Regions from separate parts of the Homo sapiens genome. Here region 2 is linked to region 1. A link is a contact called in ENCODE Hi-C or POLR2A ChIA-PET data. All regions are on one chromosome and are shown on one strand. The core of a region is the stretch at or near the end of the contact, and the rest is flanking DNA. Distances in the headings are between cores, read along the strand shown. Region 1 overlaps FOXO6 (forkhead box O6). Region 2 has its middle 44 kb from the start of FOXO6-AS1.

Region 1 (4,034 bases), core at 1,535-4,034:
GAGGCTGGCTGTAGGGTGGGGCTGGGGCATCTGTCCCAGGGGAGGGGCCATCAGCCTCTATGTGCTCCCCACTTGGCAGGGACACCCGCCATACCAGGTTGGGTCTCAGCCCCAACTCAGAGCCCAGAATCTGTGCGGATTCTACTGGCTCTGAGTTCCTCTGCTCCTCTGCTCTCAGCCACCTCATCAGAGGCAGTGGGGGCTGCACGAGAGCCTGGGTGTTGGAGGTACACACTCAGGGGCTCTGGCCCTTGCCAATAGTGTGACCTCACACAATAATTCCTATCTTATTTACTCCTCAAAACAAATGTGTGAAACAGGTGCTACTGCCCCATCTTTCAGACCGAGAAAGTGAGGCTCCAGAAGGCAAGAACATTGGGTATTCCTTTCTAGGACACCGTCCCCAATCCCCTGGGGTCCTGGTTTTCCTTCTCTTCTCCTCTCAGCCAGTGGGTCCCTCCTGTGCCAAGATGTTCATCAAAGCAGACTTGGACTTCCTGCTCTTCCAACTCTGCAATCCTCCCCCTCCCAAGCCATTTCCAACCCCTCAGTGACACCTTCTGTGTTCCTGATTCTTGACCTCCCTTTCCAGCCCAGACACCTTCTGGGCTCTGACCCCACTATGCAAGTGGACACCTCAGGGCCACTATGTTGCCCAGTGCCAGAGAATGTCATTTCACGCAGTGTGTATGCTCCTGAACATCCCTCCCTCTGCTCCAAATCCCAAAGATTCTCATGAACTATAGCTCAAATGAGCACATCAATTTCCCTAGGGCTCCTCCTGCTTTGGTGTGCCCCATCTCAAGGAATGGCCCTGTCTCCCCAGATACCCAAACAAAAACCAAGCATCAATTGATGCTTCCCTGTCCTTCATCCCCCAGGTCCAATCCACAACCAAGTCCCCAATGACTCCATATCCAAAGTAGATGTGAATTCATCCTTTCCCTTGCAGCCCCACTGTCCTCCCCCATAACTTGGTTTGAGCCACATCAGCACCTCTGGCTGGGCCACACTGTCCCTCTTCCACTGTTGAACCCTCTGGCCCATTAGCCTCCCTGCCATCAGTAATCTGTCCCTCTCTGAACTTTAGCCACACTCAACTGCTTTTGGTTCTGGAATCCACACACCTCTTGACTCTGGGCCTTTGAACATGCCATTTCATCTAAATCCCCTTCCCAATGCCAGTTCCTCCTACCAAGCTTAGCTGAGGCAGCACCAGTCCAGGCACCTTCCCTGACTCAAGTCCAAGATGAGTGCTGCCCCATCATTCATTCCCACGACAGCCCCCAGCTCCTCCTCCGATCAGCACAGCTTTGATCTATAATCGCCTATTTGCTGGCCTGTTCTCCCCAGGAGCCTCTAAGTTCCTTAAGAGTAGAGACTGTGTCCGTGTGGCTCTAGGGCAGCCCCAATGCTTGGTATAAGAACTTAACAGGTGCTCACCGAATCTTCCTGGAATGAACGAGTGCAGGACCTGCGCTGAACACTTTCCATACCTTTCCTCATGCCTGACAGAAGTTCATGAGATGGATGCTACTATTCCATGGTGTAGTCCAGGAAGACAAGGCTTCAGAGGCTGAAAATTTGCCCGAGGTCACACAGCTGGCAAACTGTAGAAAATGGATTCCAACAGCAGTCTGTGCACCTCAAAGGGATCTCTTTTCACCATCTCTACCCTCCTTCCCAAGTCATTTTCTCTCTCTGACCTTGTTTTCTCATCTGTACAATGGGAACAAAAATCGTGCCCAACACAGAGCCTGGCACTAAAGGTTCTCAGTAAATATTTGTGCATCCTCTCCCAATCTCTGAGGCTTATTTAGGACGCATTTTCCTGGGCCAAAACTTCGTGCATGCACATGTTCACAGAAACAGGTGCAGAGCTCGACGAAGCACATCTTCAGCACGGGGGACTCAGTAGGCGCTTAACCAATATGTGCCGGGCAGAGGAGCATTAGTTTAGCAAAGGCTGACGAGTACCCAGACAAAAAGCCACAATAGTGACTCAGGCACATGAACCCTCCCCCTGCCCCAAGTTCCCTGTCAATTATCCTCCGCCACCACTCCCCTTCCTCTAGCCCAAGGCGCGGGAAATATTTAAAACAATTTTATTCATGAAAATATGCTGTACAATGCACTCTACACAGCCTCGACACGGCACACACGCACACGCACACTCTGACGGCACGGCCACGGTACACTGCCTACGATACGCGCCGGGGACGCCGCGCCCACCGCCCGTCCCGGCCGGACACTTATAAATATGGGAGAAGGGCCAGAACTGGCGCGGAGAAAGGGGCGTCGGGGTTGGGGGTGGACGGGGCTGAGGCCCGCTGCAGAAGCTGAGACCAGTACTAGGGGGTGGGGGCGGTTGAAGAGAGGGACTGACTCCGACGGGGGAGGGGAGAAGCGAGGGCCGGCAGGGATGGGAGGGGGAGACTGAACTGTGGGGGTGGCGGTCGTCGGAGGGCGATTTGGGGGTGGAGGGCTGCTCAGGGTGGATGGATATAGGTAGGTGTGAGTTTTCCGCAGAGGGTTGCTGGCTTCGGGTGGGTGAGACTAAGACCAGTGGGAAAGTGTGTCAAGTGGGAATCAGATCCGTGTTTGGGGTGGGCGCGGGGTCACGGCTAGGCCTCCGCAAATGAAACTGAAGATTTGTAAACGCTCCCTGGCCCATCTCCTAGTTGGCTTCCCCGACCACCGTCCACACCAGGCGGCCCACCCCGCTCCTCCCTACTCCCAGCCAGCCTGGAATTCAGCCTCCTCTCCCAGGCTTCCTGCCCAGGAGAAGGGGGTGGATCTCAGGAGTGTGGGCAGGAGCAGTGGGGTGCCCCGGCCCCTCCCTCCCCTTCCCCGGCGGCCGGCCTCCGAGAGGGGTCCCTAGCTGGGCTGGGGCCGCCTCCTGGGGAGCTAGAGTCGGGGGCAGGGACCCGGGAATCAGGATGGGAAGACAGAGGCCCCCTGGGGACGGGACGGGGCGCCCGGAGGCGGGAGGCGGCCCTCAGCCCGGCACCCAGCTCTGGTTGGGGGGCGGGGCCCCGGCCAGGCCCGGCGGCGGCGGAGGCAGGGCCGAATCGAAGTTGAAGTCCATTTCGTCGCTGTCCATGAAGTCGTTGAGGATGATGGACTCCACGTCGCACTCGAGGCTCCCGCTGAACATGTCGAGGTCCAGGTCGGCCGGGAAGCGGTCGGGCGCGGCGCCCAGCGGCCCGGCGGCGGCGGCAGCGTAGGGCCCCGGCAGAGCGTCCAGCAGGAGGCCGCCGGGCGGGCCCCCGAAGGCGGCGGCGTGGCCCGGCGGTGCCAGGCCCGCGGCGCCCGCCTCGCCGGGCAGCGTCATAAGGCTGATGGGGTGGGCTAAGGCACTGCGCGAGGGCGCGGGCGGCGCGTACGGGGCCGCCCCTTTGCCGGGGTAGGCGGCGGCTGCGCCCGCCAGCGCCAGCTCCCCCGGCGCACCCAGCACCGGGCCGGGCCTGGGCGCGGGCCCGCGGCCCGTACGCGTCCTGCGCGCCGTCCAGCAGGCCCTCGGGCAGCCCCGCGCCGCCGCCGCCGTGCAGGCCCAGCGGGCCTCCCAGCTCGGCCAGGCGGGGCAGCTCACCCGGACAGCGCGAGCCCAGCGCCGGCGACAGCGCGCTGGCGGGGCTTGGGTACATGAGCGGCGATGATGGCGCCAGGGCCTCCAGGGCCTCGTCGTCCTCCAGCTCGGCCGCCTCCCCGAGCAGGGGTCTCCCGCCGCCGCGGAAGTCGGCCCAAGCCTCGTAGTCGTCGCTGGCGTGCGAGGCGGGGCTGGCGGCCCACTTGGCTGCGGCAGGCACCGGCCCCGGGGCGGGCGCACTCGGGGAGCTGTCGTCCGGGCTTCGCTCGGGCGCCTGCAGCTGCTTCTTCTTGCTCGCCTTGCCCTTGATGCGCAGGAACTTGGCCCCGTTGTCCATGGACACGGCCCTGCGCCGCGGGGTCTTCCCTGTCTTTCCGCCCTCGGGGTTCAGCATCCACCACGAACTCTTGCCGGTGCCCTCGTTCTGCACGCGGATGAAACGGGT
Region 2 (3,768 bases), core at 1,197-3,696, 36 kb before region 1:
ATTCCAGGGTTACCTTTATGACCAGTCTCACTCTTGCACCTGCCGTCTGCTTCCCAGGCCTGCTGCTGTCCACCCCGTATTCCACCAAAATGGTTCTTACTGAGTCACTCAACACATTGTTGTTAAATACAGGGAGTGCTTTTCCATTCTCACCCTGACCAAGAGGCAGACAGCCTGACAACAACCCTGTGAAGTAGGTACTGTGATTGATTATCCCCATTTTGTAGAAGGGATACTGAGGCACAAAGAGGGTAACCGATTTGCTTGAAGTGAAATAGCAGGTAAGCCTCAGAGCTTACCAGGCTCCCTCCCCTGAATATCCCAGAAGAACCTCAGACTTGCCACAACCAAAATGAGCTCACTGACTCTGCCCTGACCTTCTTATTCCTGGCCAAGCTGGGCTCTGGATCAGACAATTAGTAGCAGCTGGACCCTGGGCGATTGTATTTAATGCCTGTGAAGTGCTTAGCACAGAGCTCAACGCAGAAATGCTCAATGAAGGCCAGCTTCTATGTGTTGCTATGACACACACATATATACCCACACATATATACAAACATATACATACATGCATGCATGTACACATACACAGACAACCCAGGGCCTGGCCACGCAGCATGCTGGCCTTTTTATACTTTATCAATCAGAGCAGCATCGATTTATAGCCCTGTGTGTTTGGCATGAATGCACTATTTTTCAAAAGCCAAAATAAAACTCCAAGAAGCTGTAAAAACCCAGGAGTTTGGAAGATTCCCTGCAGGGTCAATTAGGGTGAATTAGAACCTACAGATGTGAATCTACCCAACCACATAATGGCAACTTGGGCAGTGCACCTCGGAATGCTAATGAAGGCGGCCGCTGATGGGGAGAGAGCCAGCCTGGCCTTCCCTCTGAGGCCTGCTGGGAGGGGGCAGGACCTTGCCCACCACTGGGCTGTGTGATTGGGACAAAGCTGGGCCTCACTCTGAGCAGCAGTTTCTTCCTCTGGAGATGGGGCTACTATGTACTACTCAGGAGGGGTAAGTTCAAGTCCTTAAGTGAGGACTTAAAATTCTGTGCGCCCCCATTTTCATCCCTCAGGCAAAGATCTCAGGACTTGTGATAGTGGTTACAGTCAACATTTGCTATGTATGACTGTCTCCATAAGACAGAGTCATGCTCCCCTTCTACTGACGGAACTCAAGAGTCCCTGCTTTGGACAAGGGAGACTGCAGGAAGCTGGATCCAGTCTCAGGTATCGCACCTAGGGATGGTTACAACTTTCCTCATTCTACAGATGGAGACGATACCTGACTCACAACACCCAGGATCGTAATCTCTCTACGCATGTGACCCAGGCCCAGCACCTCCCTATGTGGTGAGGTCACAGCTCTGCCCATGGCCCTGCCTGCTCCCTCAGTGCCAACCTGCCTAGGGAAGAACATAGATCTTAGATCCAGAAAGCCCAACTCTGCACGTACAGCTGAGCAACCAGGAACAAGCCTGCCCCCTCTCTCTGAGCCTCATTTTGCCTGTCTATAAAATGAGGATGATAACTCAGGTAAAACACACACACAGTGCCTGGCACAGAGTAAGTGCCCAACCAAGGTTAGACAGTTTAAAGATCCTCACGAGCCCTTCATGAGATAGGATCTATTACCCCCCATTCTGCAGATAAGTAAACTGAGACTCAGAGAGGTTTAGCAACTTGCCAAAGGTCACAGAGCTAAGCAGCAGAAGGAGCAGGAGCTGGGGCTCAAACCAGGTCGGCTTGTCTCCAAAGGGCTCAGGATGGAAGAGGAGTAGATGGGGCCCCAATCCTGTAGGCAAGAAAAGGAAGAGGGAGGGGTAGAGAAGGGAAGGAGGAGAGAAAACAGAAGGGAGGGCTGTCATTGGCAGAGGACGCCCTGGCAGAGGTGAGGCCAGGTGCAAGCAACTGCCTTAGGCAGAGGTTCAGACCCAACAGGCGCCAGTGGGGGCAGTGCCAGGCTGGCGGTGGACGCCCTCACCCTCGCTCTGTTCTCCAGTGACCTTGCCGGCTCAGCCTGTGCCACCAGCATCCCAATGAGGTTCTGCAGGCAGGAGTTTGGGGTGGCACTCCCACATGACAGGACTCAACAGGTCCTCCCCCTGCTAGGAACAGAGTCAGGGTTCTGCTCTCCTCCCCTGGTGGCCAAGTGCCCCCAGGAGCTCTATTTGGGGCCACAGAGGCAGGAGGTGGGCCTGAGCCCCGAGCAGCCAACAGCCTGAGATGGCCCCCAACCAACCCGGGAGACCTGGGGCACCTGGAGGGTGGGTGGGGCCCACCTACAGCTGCCAGGCTCCCTGCCATTGCCTACGGTCCCCGCCCATCTCTGACAGCTGGGAATTCCTTGGGCATGACAAAGTTGACCGGGCCGGGGCTGGGAGCCTGGCCTGGCAGCCTAGGCAGGGTTCCGGTTACAGCTCTGGATGCAAGCTGGCTGTGAGTCCATGGGCACGTCACTTCCCCTCCCTGGGACTCAGCCTCGCCATGGCCAGCGGTGGCAGTGCTGGCCTAGCTAAAATGACTTTCCAGTGCAGGAAATCTCAGAATCTGGATTCACAGAAGCCAGGGCTTGGAAGGAACCTCAGGCTGTGATTTCCTAATACTGGTGTGCAGCTGACAGTGTCAAAATTACCCTGGGAATGTGTGAAAATGTAGATCTAGGGGATCCCCTCCACCCCCAGCAGAGGAGTAGACTGCGGACCCAGGCACCTGCAGATTTGACAAAAAGCATCCCAGACCCACACTCTCGGAGGGCTTCTTGCCACTTCTGCAGAGGGGAGGCTCTTCCAGAGATGGGATGCCCCAGGATCCCTGAGCCTCCCCACATCTTTGCAGCTTCATCCCCTGGGGCTCCTCAGAAACCTAGAGCCGAGTTCCAGCTTTCACTCCCACCAGCAAACTTTCCGTAGAATTCTCTGCCAGCACCTCTCTGTCTAGGTCCTCTCCACCCAGGCCACAATTACTGGCCACTCCCACTTTCCCTCCCACCCAAAGCAGAAGGCTAGGTTTTTTTGTTTTCTTCTTTTTTAATTGAGGTAAGATTTGCATACAGTAAGGGGCACTATTTTGAAGTGAACAGCTCGATGTATTTCTACCTCTGAACCCTCCGGGTCACTACCCCCCAGGCTAAGCTCTAGACCGTTTCACTCACCCCAGGGAGCTCCCATCAAGACCCCTTGCCTTGCCTCCCACACTGTTCTGAGTCCATCACCATGGATGGGATGTGAGAGGCCTGTTTCTGGAGTGATCTGTGCTTTCAGCCCCTGGAATGCAGGCTCCATGAGGACAGGCTGTCCTACTCCTTGCATTGCCTGGCACCAGGCAGGTGCTGGGAAACTGTGGCCCCCTCCAGTGGCTCCCACTGGCTCCTAGACATTTCCCTTCCGCTTTCTCCCTCACACAGCTCAGACACTGACCCCAGCCACGCCCATATCCAAGCTCACACCCACCCTTGCCCCATGCATTTCCTCCAGCGGTGCTTCCCACTTAGGGTGGGGTGGCCCCTAGCTCCTACCCACTGTGGCCTCCCTCACCCCAGAACACTGCACTCATCGTGTTTTGTCTCCTATGCCCGTCCCACACTGCCTCACACATGCTGGGCTTGACAATCGCACTGCCATCCATTAGTCCTACCATACACCCTCATACTCACACATGTGACCATGGGACAGTCACTCCCCCTCTCTGGGTCTCAGTTTCACCATCTGTAAAGTGACACAATCAGGCTAAGTGCATTCTGTGAGCTCCTTTGGCTCTGAAAA

The links. Hi-C counts contacts between places; a loop is a spot of excess contacts on that map. ChIA-PET counts read pairs that join two places held with the same protein, here RNA polymerase II (POLR2A). Pooled maps may share reads with other maps.
Region 2: a map of ascending aorta shows a loop between it and region 1 (5-fold over the local background). The contact joins two enhancer-like sites. A Hi-C loop is called at or near these places in 7 of 168 maps with a recorded cell type or tissue (PC-3, PC-9, ascending aorta and 4 more) and 9 of 50 pooled maps. POLR2A ChIA-PET finds 5 or more read pairs at or near these places in 6 of 52 experiments (GM12878, H1, MCF 10A and 3 more).

The regions. Positions count from the first base shown.
Region 1 is chr1:41,381,646-41,385,679 of GRCh38, reverse strand. It overlaps FOXO6 (forkhead box O6), which reads right to left. Exons shown (of 3, transcript NM_001291281.3): 2 at 3,472-4,034; 3 at 2,090-3,470. The coding sequence ends at 2,999. Among named protein-coding and RNA genes, the nearest start is that of FOXO6-AS1, 8.0 kb to the right of the region's middle. RefSeq lists a silencer at 3,394-3,443. Within about 2 kb of position 2,784, at least 26 of the 41 ENCODE cell types and tissues checked have a DNase peak (open chromatin) inside an H3K27ac peak, as active enhancers do; they include PC-9, ascending aorta and tibial artery, where a contact is called at or near this core.
Region 2 is chr1:41,417,674-41,421,441 of GRCh38, reverse strand. No RefSeq gene overlaps it. Among named protein-coding and RNA genes, the nearest start is that of FOXO6-AS1, 44 kb to the right of the region's middle. RefSeq lists an enhancer at 2,191-2,485 and a silencer at 2,191-2,485. Within about 2 kb of position 2,446, at least 16 of the 41 ENCODE cell types and tissues checked have a DNase peak (open chromatin) inside an H3K27ac peak, as active enhancers do; they include PC-9, ascending aorta and tibial artery, where a contact is called at or near this core.